Regions from separate parts of the Homo sapiens genome. Here region 1 is linked to region 2. Evidence: read pairs that join two places in POLR2A ChIA-PET (ENCODE). Cell type or tissue: HepG2. All regions are shown on one strand. Links, peaks and the distances in the headings refer to the core of each region. The heading gives the core; the rest is flanking DNA.

Region 1 (5,360 bases), core at 62-5,061, 290 kb before region 2:
CCTTTTCAAAACCACCTCTCCCAAGTGCTGCACCACTCCTCCTCCATGCCCAGGGACCGCGGGTGCTTGGGGCCCCGACGCGTACCCAGGTGCCATCTGGCCCTCACCTCCCGCCGTAGCTGGCTGTGACGCCCGCCATGGGCACACTGGGGCAGTGCAGTGAGAAGACGAGGATGCCCAGCAGGCTGACAACGGTGCAGAACAGGCAGAACTTGATGACCGCGGAGCCCCGGAGCCTGAGCTTGTTCACAAAGAAGCCGCCCAGGAAGGTGCCGCCACCACCCGCTGGCACCACCAGGTACCCTGGGGAGAGGGAGGGATTCAGCCAGGGACTCAGGCAGGGGGCCGTGGTGGGAGAGGGTGGTGGATCAGCCGGGTCCACTTTACAGGTGGGGAAACTGAGGCATAGAGGGATCAATTCCTGCCTGCATGGCAGCACTCAACACCACACCTGAGTGCTTAGCTGTTGCGCTGATAGAGCCCTAGGAGGGACCTCTGTCCAGAGCCCACAGCGGGGATGCCTCAGAGGGGAAGGGGAAGGGGAAGGGGAAGGGGAAGGGGGAGCGGGGGGGCGGGGCGGGGCGGGGGGAGGAGGAGAGCCCAGAGTGCTCCAAGGTCAGCGGCCCCTGCCCCAGTGGGAAGCCAATGACTCCTCCACTGACCCCCCTCCAGGGCAGCCACACCCCCTCCTCCCCCAGGGGCCTCTGCCGAGTCCCTGCAGGCTGTGACAAGGACATTTGTCGAAGCCTGAGTGGCCACCAACAGTAAAAAATTGCGATTAGCTGGCATCTAGCTTCTGGGCTGACAAGTGAGGAGGGCACAGGTGAGGGGACAGGTGGAGAGGGGACAGGTTTGGGGGGACAGGTGGGGAGGGGACAGATTTGGGGGGACAGGTGGGGAGGCTCTCCAAGGGGCAGTAGAGCTGACCTCTGGGGGGCTGTTGAGTGTGGGAATGTGGGCTTGTGAGGTCAGCCCAGAGGGGCCAGGCCAGGATGGGCCTGTGGGGGAGGGAGGGGAGCCCTCATCTGATGCCCTCTTCCTGTCCAGATAGTGGACCCTGGAAGGGTAGAGCGCGGTAGATTGGCGGTGGTGGCCCACATGCCTGGCACCTCTGCCATGGCCCAGGGTACTCTGTGAACGCTGGCAGGAGGAGCAGCTCTGAGGAGGGGTCCCCACTTTCTGCAGACCTGCCCAGCCTGGGAAGGCCAGCCTGCCTCTGGCACCGAGAAACCCCCAGCTGCACTGTTCCAGGAGGTCCTGAGGCACCAGTGCCTGGCTCATGGAACAGCCAGGTCCAAACCCTTCCTGCACCAAGTCACAGAAGCCAAGACTAGGTGGCTAGGGGGTGGAGCCCACCGTGGACCCTTCCACCTACGGAGCATGTCCCACAAAGAGGGCAGGACCACCACTCTCCCGGCCTGTGGACAGAGTCGCTCAGCCCCCGTGGCGCTCTCCACACCTGCTCTGGCAGCGGGGGTGGGAGGGCACTCACTGCCATGTGCCCTGTCTGGGTCTTTCTAGAAGATGCCCTTGAAGACTCTGTTTCTGAGAACTGACATAAAAGCAGAGGACCCCCAAGATTCAGTTTTCTCACCAAACAAGGTGGCAGCTTCTGAGGCACTCAGGCTGAACTGGGACTCCAAGAACTTGGGGCTGAACGTGGACATGCCGGTGATGAGAGTGGCCTCGGTGGCCCCGGCCAGGCAGAGCAGGATGAACGTGGGGTTCTTCAGCAGGAGCCAGATGGAGCTGGGCAGAGGTGGGGGTGTGGAGAAGAGACTGAGGGTCAGAGTGGTGGGCAGAGGTCGGGGTGTGGAGAAGAGACTGAGGGTCAGAGTGGTGGGCAGAGGTCGGGGTGTGGAGAAGAGACTGAGGGTCAGAGTGGGCCAGACCCAGGGTGGGAGGAACCTGCTGTTCCTGAGGCTGTCAGCTCCCCGGTCTGATTACAAAGGGCCCCTGTTCCGACAGGGAGTAGAGTGGGGTGCAGGCAGGTGGGGGACACCCACACTTATTCCAGAGAAACCCAGGGGGCGCCAGGCTGAGCCTATGCCTGTGGCCCACTTGTCCTGAAAGCTGCAGTCCCTGATTAGGGAAAAACCTTATCAGTGCCTTGGCCAGAGCTTCAGCTCAGGTGGGGAGAGACCCCAAGTGACCCAGGACCCTGTTCCGTCACTGGCCAGCAGCAGGGCCTGAAAAAGGGAACTGGCTGGGGCAGGCAGAGGCCACCAAGTCCAGGACCGGACAGGCCCTGGGATAGGGGAATGGAATCACGGGAATGGGGACTGTGGCCAGTCCCCAACCGCCAGCCCCTGGGAGAAGTGGGGCAGGAAGCCACTGGGATTCGAACCCTCCATGCAAGAAGCCCCTGGGTAGACGGACCTGGCTAGCTTGGTTTGCACTTGGGGGCCAGTGGCCCTGGGGGTGGTGAGGCCTCAACTGGGGCGAGTCCTTGGTGCATGGGCCTGGAGCCCTGGGGGGAACTGTGGGAACTCTGAGCCGTCTGGCCCTGAGGGCTCAGCCTCAGCCTCCACATCTGCCTGTTGCGGTCCTGGCTGTGGGGTCTCAGGATAAGGACATAGCCCCCTGGAAGCTGGGAAGGCCCCACATCAGGCCTTGCAGTTTCTAACCCAGGAGGTGGCCGACAGCAGTGCGTCGGGGCTGCCTGTCCCTGCACACGAGGCCCTGGGGGGTGAATGGAGGCTCTCCCTGTTTTTGTTAGCATTGGAGGCCTGAGCAGGGCTAACGCCCAACCGCTGCTTAAGCGCATAAGATGCTGAGATGGAAAACGTGTTGCATGGTGTAAACCACGCAAAGCCCTCCCAGCCAGTGCAGTGATCGAGGCAGACAGAAGGGAAACCGCCTCTGCAAAGAGAGGCTCGGCTCTCTCTGGGGTACACAGATCACCCAGACTGGGCAAAGCTCACATTCATCCCAGCTCACAGCTGCCTGCATCCTGTTCACAGCACGCTCCTGTGCGTGACCCTTCTCCCCCACTGAGTGGGGGGCTCTCGGCCTCAGGTGGGGGTGTTTGCAGACACAGCTATTGTCCTGTCCCTGGAACTCATAACATAGACCAGGGGCAGAGACTGTTCCTGAAGCCCCAGGTCATGGCACAATAGCCTCTCACATCAGCCCACAGTAATGCAAATTTTCACAATAAATGACATGTCCATGTCGCCTCTGCTCACACCGCAGTGTCGCTGACTTGAACCCCTGCGTCTGCAGCTTAGTGACATCCTGTAAACCTACACTTTCCAGCCTCTCACCAGAGCAGACTGTCGGCCTCACATCACCCCCACCTGCAGGAGGGCGGCTCTTTCCTCTCGGCCACACCTAGAGCCTGGTTCCGATGAACGCAACTCTGAATGCCTGGAACATTCAAATGCTCTTGTTTGAGGAGGTGGCCAAATGTAAATGGATTCTGAAGAATCAGGAACAGACGGTGCAGCCCTAGTTAGCCTCTGAGCCCCAACAGGCCCACAGGTGCCTTGCAGAGCTGATGTTGGCGTCAGAAACTCCGCTCCAGCCTCACAGGCACTCTGCCTGCTTGGAGGTGTTCGCTGGCTCGCTCAGACTGACCTCAGCAGCCATGAACATGGGTTCTTTCTGTCCCCTTCCCTGATTAAAATGGGAGAGCCCAGTTCTTTCAAAATTTATTTCCTGACTTGAGGATTGAAAAGCCTCTTCTTTCTGGTTAACTACTTGGGTCCCACGTCTTGAAAAAGGCAAGACGATGGAGGACAAAGGAGACCCCAGCCCATGCCCTCCCTTCCCCAGCCAGTTCTGGCATGTGGGGTGACAGACCTGGGGTGGGCACCCTGGGGGGGGTCCCGGCGTGTGGGGGGATGGGGCTGGGGTGGGCACCCTGGGGGGGTTCTGGCGTGTGGTGTGACGGGGCTGGAGTGGGCACCCTGGGGGGGTCCTGGCATATGGGGGGATGGGGCTGGGGTGGGCACCCTGGGGGAGTCCCTCCCTGGGGCTTTTCCCAGACCTGCCCAGGCTCCGGGGTGTGTGGCTGCGTTAGGAGGCCCTGACTCTCTGAAATGCTATGCAAACTTCATTTCTTAATCACTGATTGCTCGGCTGAAATTCTCGTGTTGAATTTGCCCAGAGAATTAGTCATGACTTTAATAAAGGGAACATGTCCCATGATTTATTTCTTCCCAGCAACTGGTTTAGGGAACTAACCCTGGACATAAACCTCCTTATCACCTGATGAACTGAAAGAGCCCCAGGGTTCCTAGGTCCACACTGGGGGCTCACAGCCACGCTGGGAACAGGGCGCCTGACCCTCAGCTCTAAGCCGCTCTGCTGCTGGGTGGAGGAGAGAGGGTGAGCCAGTGCCTACACGATGTTCCCAAGTCCTGGGAACGTGGCCCCGGGTCAGCTTGGCCCATGGGGTCACCCTCCTTAGCAGGCAGCTCCCAGCTCCTTTGGGGGGTCTATCAGGGTCCTAATGAGGCCTCTCTTTCCCATCTTCATCCAGCCCTGCTCCTCTCTGCCGTGGACAGCTTGGGGCTTTCTGAGGGGCCACCTTTGGCCCTGATGCCTTCCCTCCTATCCTGGTTGAGGGCAGGCAGCAGGGACTCACCCATTGCCCACACCCTCCACCCACTATGGCCAGTGAGACACAGCCATTTGTGAGCTCAGGGACCTGCTGCTACAAGGGCACAAGAGTCTCCCCGTGCTGGGGCCTCAGACGCTGAGGACTTGGGTGGTGGCCACCCTGAGGGCCACCTGTGCCCAGCCCTGGGGAGAGCCCCCCAGGGAAGGCATGATCCCCAGGAGAGGCCGGGAGGGCCCGGGCCCCTCTGTTGTCCCTCTAGGACCCCACCGGCTCAGGGCCCCGGGTTCACCCTAGCAGTGCAGCAAGACAGCAAAGCAAGGCCGGACCACACTCAGCAGAAAGGGAAGGCAGCCAAGGCAGACGGCAAAGCAAGCAACCTCCCCAGAGGGTGAGCGGGACACGCCGGGTAGAGGGGGGAGGTCCTCAGAGACTCTGAGGGAGGGAGGGAGATGGGGGGGCAGCATCCCAGGGCCCGGGGGGTACGGCACAGGTGACACCTGATGAAAGGGAATTAGAGTGTGGGGGGTCATGGTGAGGGAAGGGTCTCAAGTCAAATGCAGCTTCCCTGGGGACCCCGGGACACACAGGCCACGGGGAGACTTGCTGGTGTGGAAGGGATTTGCTCCGTGGCCACTGGGAGCCAGGCGCAGCCCACAGGAGTCTCCACACTGTATGAGTGAAGTGATGGCTCCCTGGGTGCGGGCCGAGGCCCCGGCCCCACTCTGGGACTCTCCCACGGCTCTGCAGCCCTGAGGCGGGGTCTGCGGCCCCTGGCCCAGAGGCTCTATCTGTT
Region 2 (5,360 bases), core at 173-5,172:
GAGGTCAGGAGATCGAGACCATCCTGGCTAACACGGTGAAACCCCGTCTCTACTAAAAATACAAAAAATTAGCCGGGCGCGGTGGCTCACGCCTGTAGTCCCAGCACTTTGGGAGGCTGACGGGGGCGGATCACGAGGTCAGGAGATCAAGAGCATCCTGGCTAACATTGTGAAACCCCGTCTCTACTAAAAATACAAAAAATTAGCCGGGCGTGGTGGTGAGCGCCTGTAGTCCCAGCTACTCGGGAGGCTGAGGCAGGAGAATGGTGGGAACCCAGGAGGCGGAGCTTGCAGTGAGTGGAGATCGCACCACTGCACTCCAGCCTGGGCGACAGAGTGAGACTCGTCTCAAAAAAAAAAAAAGAAAAGAAAAGAAAAAGAAAATTAGCCACCTCTGTCTGCCTATGTGTCCAGGAAGGGGCCTGGGACTGGCTCTCGGGGCCTAGCTCCTCCTGCCCTCTGGGAAATGTGCAGAATGTCTAAGCCAGCAAGCAGGCATGGGAAGGGAGTGGCCGGCCGGATGCAGGGCTCCATGGAACAAGTTCCCCAGTGCCAGGGCAGGACAGCAGGGCCTGGAGAGCCATCATCAGCAGGCTCCATCCTTCCACCTGTGAACTGTGACCTGAGAGGAGCCACCTCCTGGGAGGCCCACGAGGGGTCCTGACCAGCAGCCTGGCACCTGCTGGGGCCACGCAGAGACCCCATGGCAGCCTGCGGGAAGGGCAGTTATCATCCCATTGACAGAGCAGTGACTGAGGCCAAGCGGGACGGAGTCGCTTCCCTGGAGTCATGGAGGATTCGAGGGCCCGGCATGCCCAGTGGGAATGGCGGGATTTCGGGCACGGCACGTCCAGAGGCAACGGTGTGAGGCCCCCTCATTTCTGGAGCCCTGCTGGCGCCCAGCCGGGAGCCTGGGATGGGCCCCAGAGGAAGGCGGCTGGGACTCCTGCTCCACCCCCACCTCCCCGAGCCCATCCCAGCTGCTTCTGAGAGCGTCGGGCTGGACGTGCCCGCACGGCAGAAACAGGCCCAGAGACGAGGCTGTGTTTTGCTTGAAAGCCTCTGCGGAGTGATGGAATCCACATTCCTGCCCCAGGTGAGTCGCCCAGGCTTGTCTTGCTCAGCCTGGCTCTCCCAGCTCCTCAGGGTTCCCAGCCACTCAAGGTTCCCAGCTCTGTGGCCCGGCTGGAGCTCCGAGGCCCTGGAAGTTCTTGTGGGACCCAACAAGCCCCTGAGGGGCAGCCAGAGGCCCTCATCTGCTGGGACTCCTGCAGGTGGCTCCGCAGGGTCACAGGTCGCCCTGGGCCCTGGGGCCACAGTGAATGGATCCTAAGGCTGCCCTGCAAAGGGACCCCAGAGAGGGGATGGGGTTGCACCCCCGGGCCGGCCACTGCGTGCCATGCAGACCTCTCAACCGGCCATGCTGGTGGGAGGCGCCCAGCAACTGGCAGGGCCCAGGAGGGTTCCTGCCAAGAACCTGGCACCCGGCCTGGGAGTCAGGCAGAGCCGCGGCCCCCACCTCCCTCCCACAGCGCCACCACCTCTCAGCGCTTCCTGGGGCCCCTGCCTCGGGGTGCTTTTGCCCACTCCCCTCAGGGGGCCTCACGGCCACCCAGCAGGGAGGCACCATTGTCCCTGCTCAGCACTTGAAGCCCTAAGACTCTCCCAGGCTCCCAGCCAGGGAGGCACTGAGCCAAGACTGGGCAAGGAATGGGCCAGGCCCACCAGCTCCCCAACCATCCGGCCAGGACACAGGGCAGCCCCTGCCTGACTGCTGTCCCCAGGAGCCTGCACCAGGAGCCAGGAACCATCTGAGCTCCAGGCCTGCATGACAAGGCTACATGAGAACCAGTATTGATTCATTTCATTCATTCACTCCACAAACACAGGTGCTCCTCGACCCTCCGTGAGGCCACGTCCTGATAAACCCGTGGTAGGTTAGAAATACCGACAGCTGAAATGCTCTAATACACTTAACCCACGGAACATCACAGCTGAGCCTTCTTGCCTTATACACACTCAGCACACTTCCATTAGCCTACAGCTGGGCGAAGTCATCCCCCACGAAGCCTCCTTTATAATAATGCATCAAATGCCTCACGTAATTTGTCCAATGCTATAAGAAGGAGAAAAACAGATTGGTTGTGTGGGCACTGGAAGTACGGTTTCTACCGAACAATTGCAAATCAGAAGCCGGGAACCGTAGAGCACAGAACACCCGTCATGTCCACCCGCCATTTCCAAGCCCCGTGCTGGGTACAGGCGCTCCTTGGTGCGTGGAACAGACAGCCCTGTGCCCAGGGAGCTCGCAGCCTAGGACGGGACAACTGGCATCCCAGGAGGGTGTAGGGCTGTGAGTCTCACCGGGGAGATTCAGCCCCGGGACATGGGGCTACTCAGAAGATATTTTTGGTTGTCACGACTGGAGGGCAAGTGCTTCTGGCCTCTTGGGAGTGGGGGCCAAGCGGCCCCACCTCAGGTCAGTGTCCAGCCAGACTGTCTGACCAGCGCCTGTTGAGGGGCTCTGAAGGGCCATGGCCCGGATGAAGGGGCTCCAGGGGCAGGGTGGCCAGGGAAGGCCTCTCTGAGCAGGGGACTTTCACAGAGTGAGCGGAATTGAGATGGCCCGGTTCCTCTGCAGGTCCCCACAGCCTGGGAAGAGGAGAATCTGAGAGCACGGCCGCCTGGGGGCAGGCCGAGGCAGGCGGATCCTGAGGGAGCAGCCGCCTGGTGCCAGGCCTGGGGAATTCCAGGAGGCAGAGGCCTCAAAAGCCCTCCTCCAGGCTCCGAGTTCCCAGCAGCCCCTGCCACATTCCTCCACCTGGGTGGGCAGGGGTGCAGGGGCTCAGTGCATTCCTGGTGGAGATAGGGAGGCCAGCCTGCGGCCTGCGCCAGCCTCCTGCGGGGCCTGGGGAGCCCTGTCCAGGCTCTGCCGAGCTCAGCATATTGGAGCTGAGCCAGTCGGCCTTTGCTGGAACACTCAGGCGGAGGTCGCCTTTCGCCTTTCTGTGTGGGGAGAAGCCACTTGCAGATAAGGCAGGGATTCACCAGCTCCGGGGGGCTGGCAGGACATGGCCACACTTCACCTGCAACCAAGCCTCCCCATCTGTAAAATACAGATAACAAGGGGGCCAGGCGGTGGCTCACACCTGTAATCCCAGCACTTTGAGAGGATGAGGCCTGTGGATCACTTGAGGTCAGGAATTCGAGACCAGCCTGGCCAACATAGTGAAACCTTGTCTCTACTAAAAATACAAAAATTAGCTGGGCGTGGTGGCGAGCACCTGTAATCCCAGCTACTCAGGAAGCTGAGGCAGGAGAATCGCTTGAACCCGAGATGCAGAGGTTACAGTGAGCCGAGATCGCGCCACTGCACTCCAGCCTGGGCGACGAGCAAAACTCCATCTCAAAAAACAAAAAAAAACAAGAGCAGGTCCCTCGCAGGAGATGGGAGCCAGCTCCGCGCCCGGCCTGATGTCGGCTGCACGGGCTGCCTGGCTCTCCTGCACAGAGGTGGGAGGGAGGCACGGGGGGGCCCAGGTCAAGAAAACACAACCCCCACATGTTCAGGGGGCTGGAGGTGGGGGCTGCGCCTCTGACCTGAAGCTGCCCAGCAAGCCCTTTGTGGAGCCAGGAGCAGGCAGTGGGCAACTGGGCCGACAGGCCCTACCCTGGCCGCCAGGAGGCTCCGTGGCAGCTGCTCTCTTGCACGCCATCCCCACTGCCACTCCCGGGTTCTGAGAGAGAGCCCCATGGGAGGCCACGCACAGACCCCTGACCTGGCTGCCGGGGGTGGTCCAGATCCCTTGCGAGAGGAAACGTGGGCCCCCAGTGGACCCCAGCACCATCTGTGGTCAGCGGGAGCCTTCCAAGTCTCCGTGTGTTTACATTCCCCCAGGAAATAGCTCCCCAGAAGAGCTGCAAATATTTTCTTAATGTTGGAACTTGTGGCAAACAGAGGCCTGGAGTGGGCCCACCCACACTTTGCCCCTCCACACATCGGGGGCCCAGTGGGATCCTGGGGTTACCTCCTCACCTGGCCCACCCCCTCCCCCTCCCCCTCCTGGCAGGGGACAGGCACATGGGGGCCCAGCTGGGGCATCTTCCTGCCGGAGCTGGGGCAGCCAGCCCAGGGGATTCAGTGGCACTGCCATCCTCCCACCTTTCAGCCTTCCTTTCGTGAAACTGGGCTGGCAATAGGTGGAGGTGGCTGAGGTGTTGCTTGGCGGTTTGAATCAATGAAGACCCTAGGGGACGGGGGTCAGGCCCTGGACCTGCCTAGTAACTCAGGCTCCTGGCAGACCGGGCTGAAGACAGAGGCAGCTGCGGGGCTGTCTCTCCCGCCCCAGGCTGAGTCAGTGTGTAGGGCTGGGTGTCCTGGGTATGTGATGGCCCTAAACACAGGCCCCCACCTCTCTGTGCATGAGCACAGGTCCAGCTGGTGTTGGCAGGCTGTGTGGGTGGCCCATAAGCACCAAGAAGTACCCTGCTTCTACTGACCTCCACCTGAAGACTCCCAGGCACCTGCCCGCCTGAACTGGCTCTGCAGGCTCACTCAGCATCCACGTGCTCCTCCCTCTCCCCCTCCACACTGGCGAGGGGCCAGTGGCCATGGCACATCCCAGGCCTCCGGTCCCTGGTCCCTGGGCAGCCCCTCCAAGAGCCTGCCTGTACAGAGTGCCGCTCCTGTCCACTGATGTCTACTGTGTGGATGGACCACGTTTCTCTCCCCAGTCGACCCTGGATGGCCGTTCGGGCTGTTTCTGCCTGATGGCTCTGGTGCCTGGCGCTGCCGTGCGTGTTTACCCACGAGTGTCTGTGCAGAGACGTGTTTACGCTTCTCTCTGCAGCTACCAGGTGTGGAGCTGCTGGGCCGTGTGCAACTGTGTTCAGTCCTTTGAGGAACCACCAGCTGGTGTCCTAGCAGCTCCCACACTGGACACCACACTGGTCCCCGCAGGATCCTGCCTGTAGTTGTTATTGTCTTATTTCCTGATTCTGTTGGTGGCTATAGAGTGAGGATCACGGTGTGGGCCTCAGGCGGGCATAAAAAGAGGCTGGAGTCTGGGCACTGGGCCCTTGCCTGCCACGCCTGGTGTGGGAGGATGTGGGTCCCGGGGCAGTGGGAAGGTGACGGGAGAGGGGCGATCGGTCATTCAGCCACCATCGTCCAGCAGCCCAGCGCTGGGCTCGGACGCAGCAGTGAGCACACGGAGCTGCCTCTGCCTTATGTGCTTTGTCTGGGGGGCTGATGTGGGTCAGGAGATCTCATCCTGGACGCCCAAGGACACGCTGCACTGTCCTCTGTGAGCCGGGGGCAGCAACATGCCTCCCGGGCAGAGGGCGCAAGGACAGAGGGC

The links. Peaks named below come from ENCODE experiments on the same cell type or tissue, not always from the same donor. Only the 100,000 strongest peaks of a DNase experiment are listed, where the experiment ranks them.
Region 1: POLR2A ChIA-PET joins it to region 2 with 5 read pairs; 3 of 35 experiments call an interaction of 5 or more read pairs at or near these places.

Annotation. Positions count from the first base shown.
Region 1 is chr20:62,661,323-62,666,682 of GRCh38, reverse strand. SLCO4A1 (solute carrier organic anion transporter family member 4A1) reads right to left here. Exons shown (of 12, transcript NM_016354.4): 6 at 1,595-1,749; 7 at 108-303. It overlaps SLCO4A1-AS1 (SLCO4A1 antisense RNA 1), which reads left to right and starts at 62. Exons shown (of 4, transcript NR_024470.1): 1 at 62-298; 2 at 673-823; 3 at 1,186-1,759; 4 at 3,196-3,656. In HepG2, for the core only: a CTCF peak has its summit at 2,058; DNase peaks (open chromatin) are centred at 708 and 2,886.
Region 2 is chr20:62,374,016-62,379,375 of GRCh38, reverse strand. LOC105372708 (a long non-coding RNA gene) reads left to right here and starts at 549. Exons shown (of 2, transcript XR_936966.4): 1 at 549-1,096; 2 at 1,890-5,360. RefSeq lists enhancers at 766-1,367, 3,776-4,377, 4,378-4,981. In HepG2, for the core only: CTCF peaks have their summits at 2,710 (motif pointing right) and 3,684 (motif pointing right); DNase peaks (open chromatin) are centred at 2,765 and 3,675; H3K4me3 peaks cover 1,737 bases.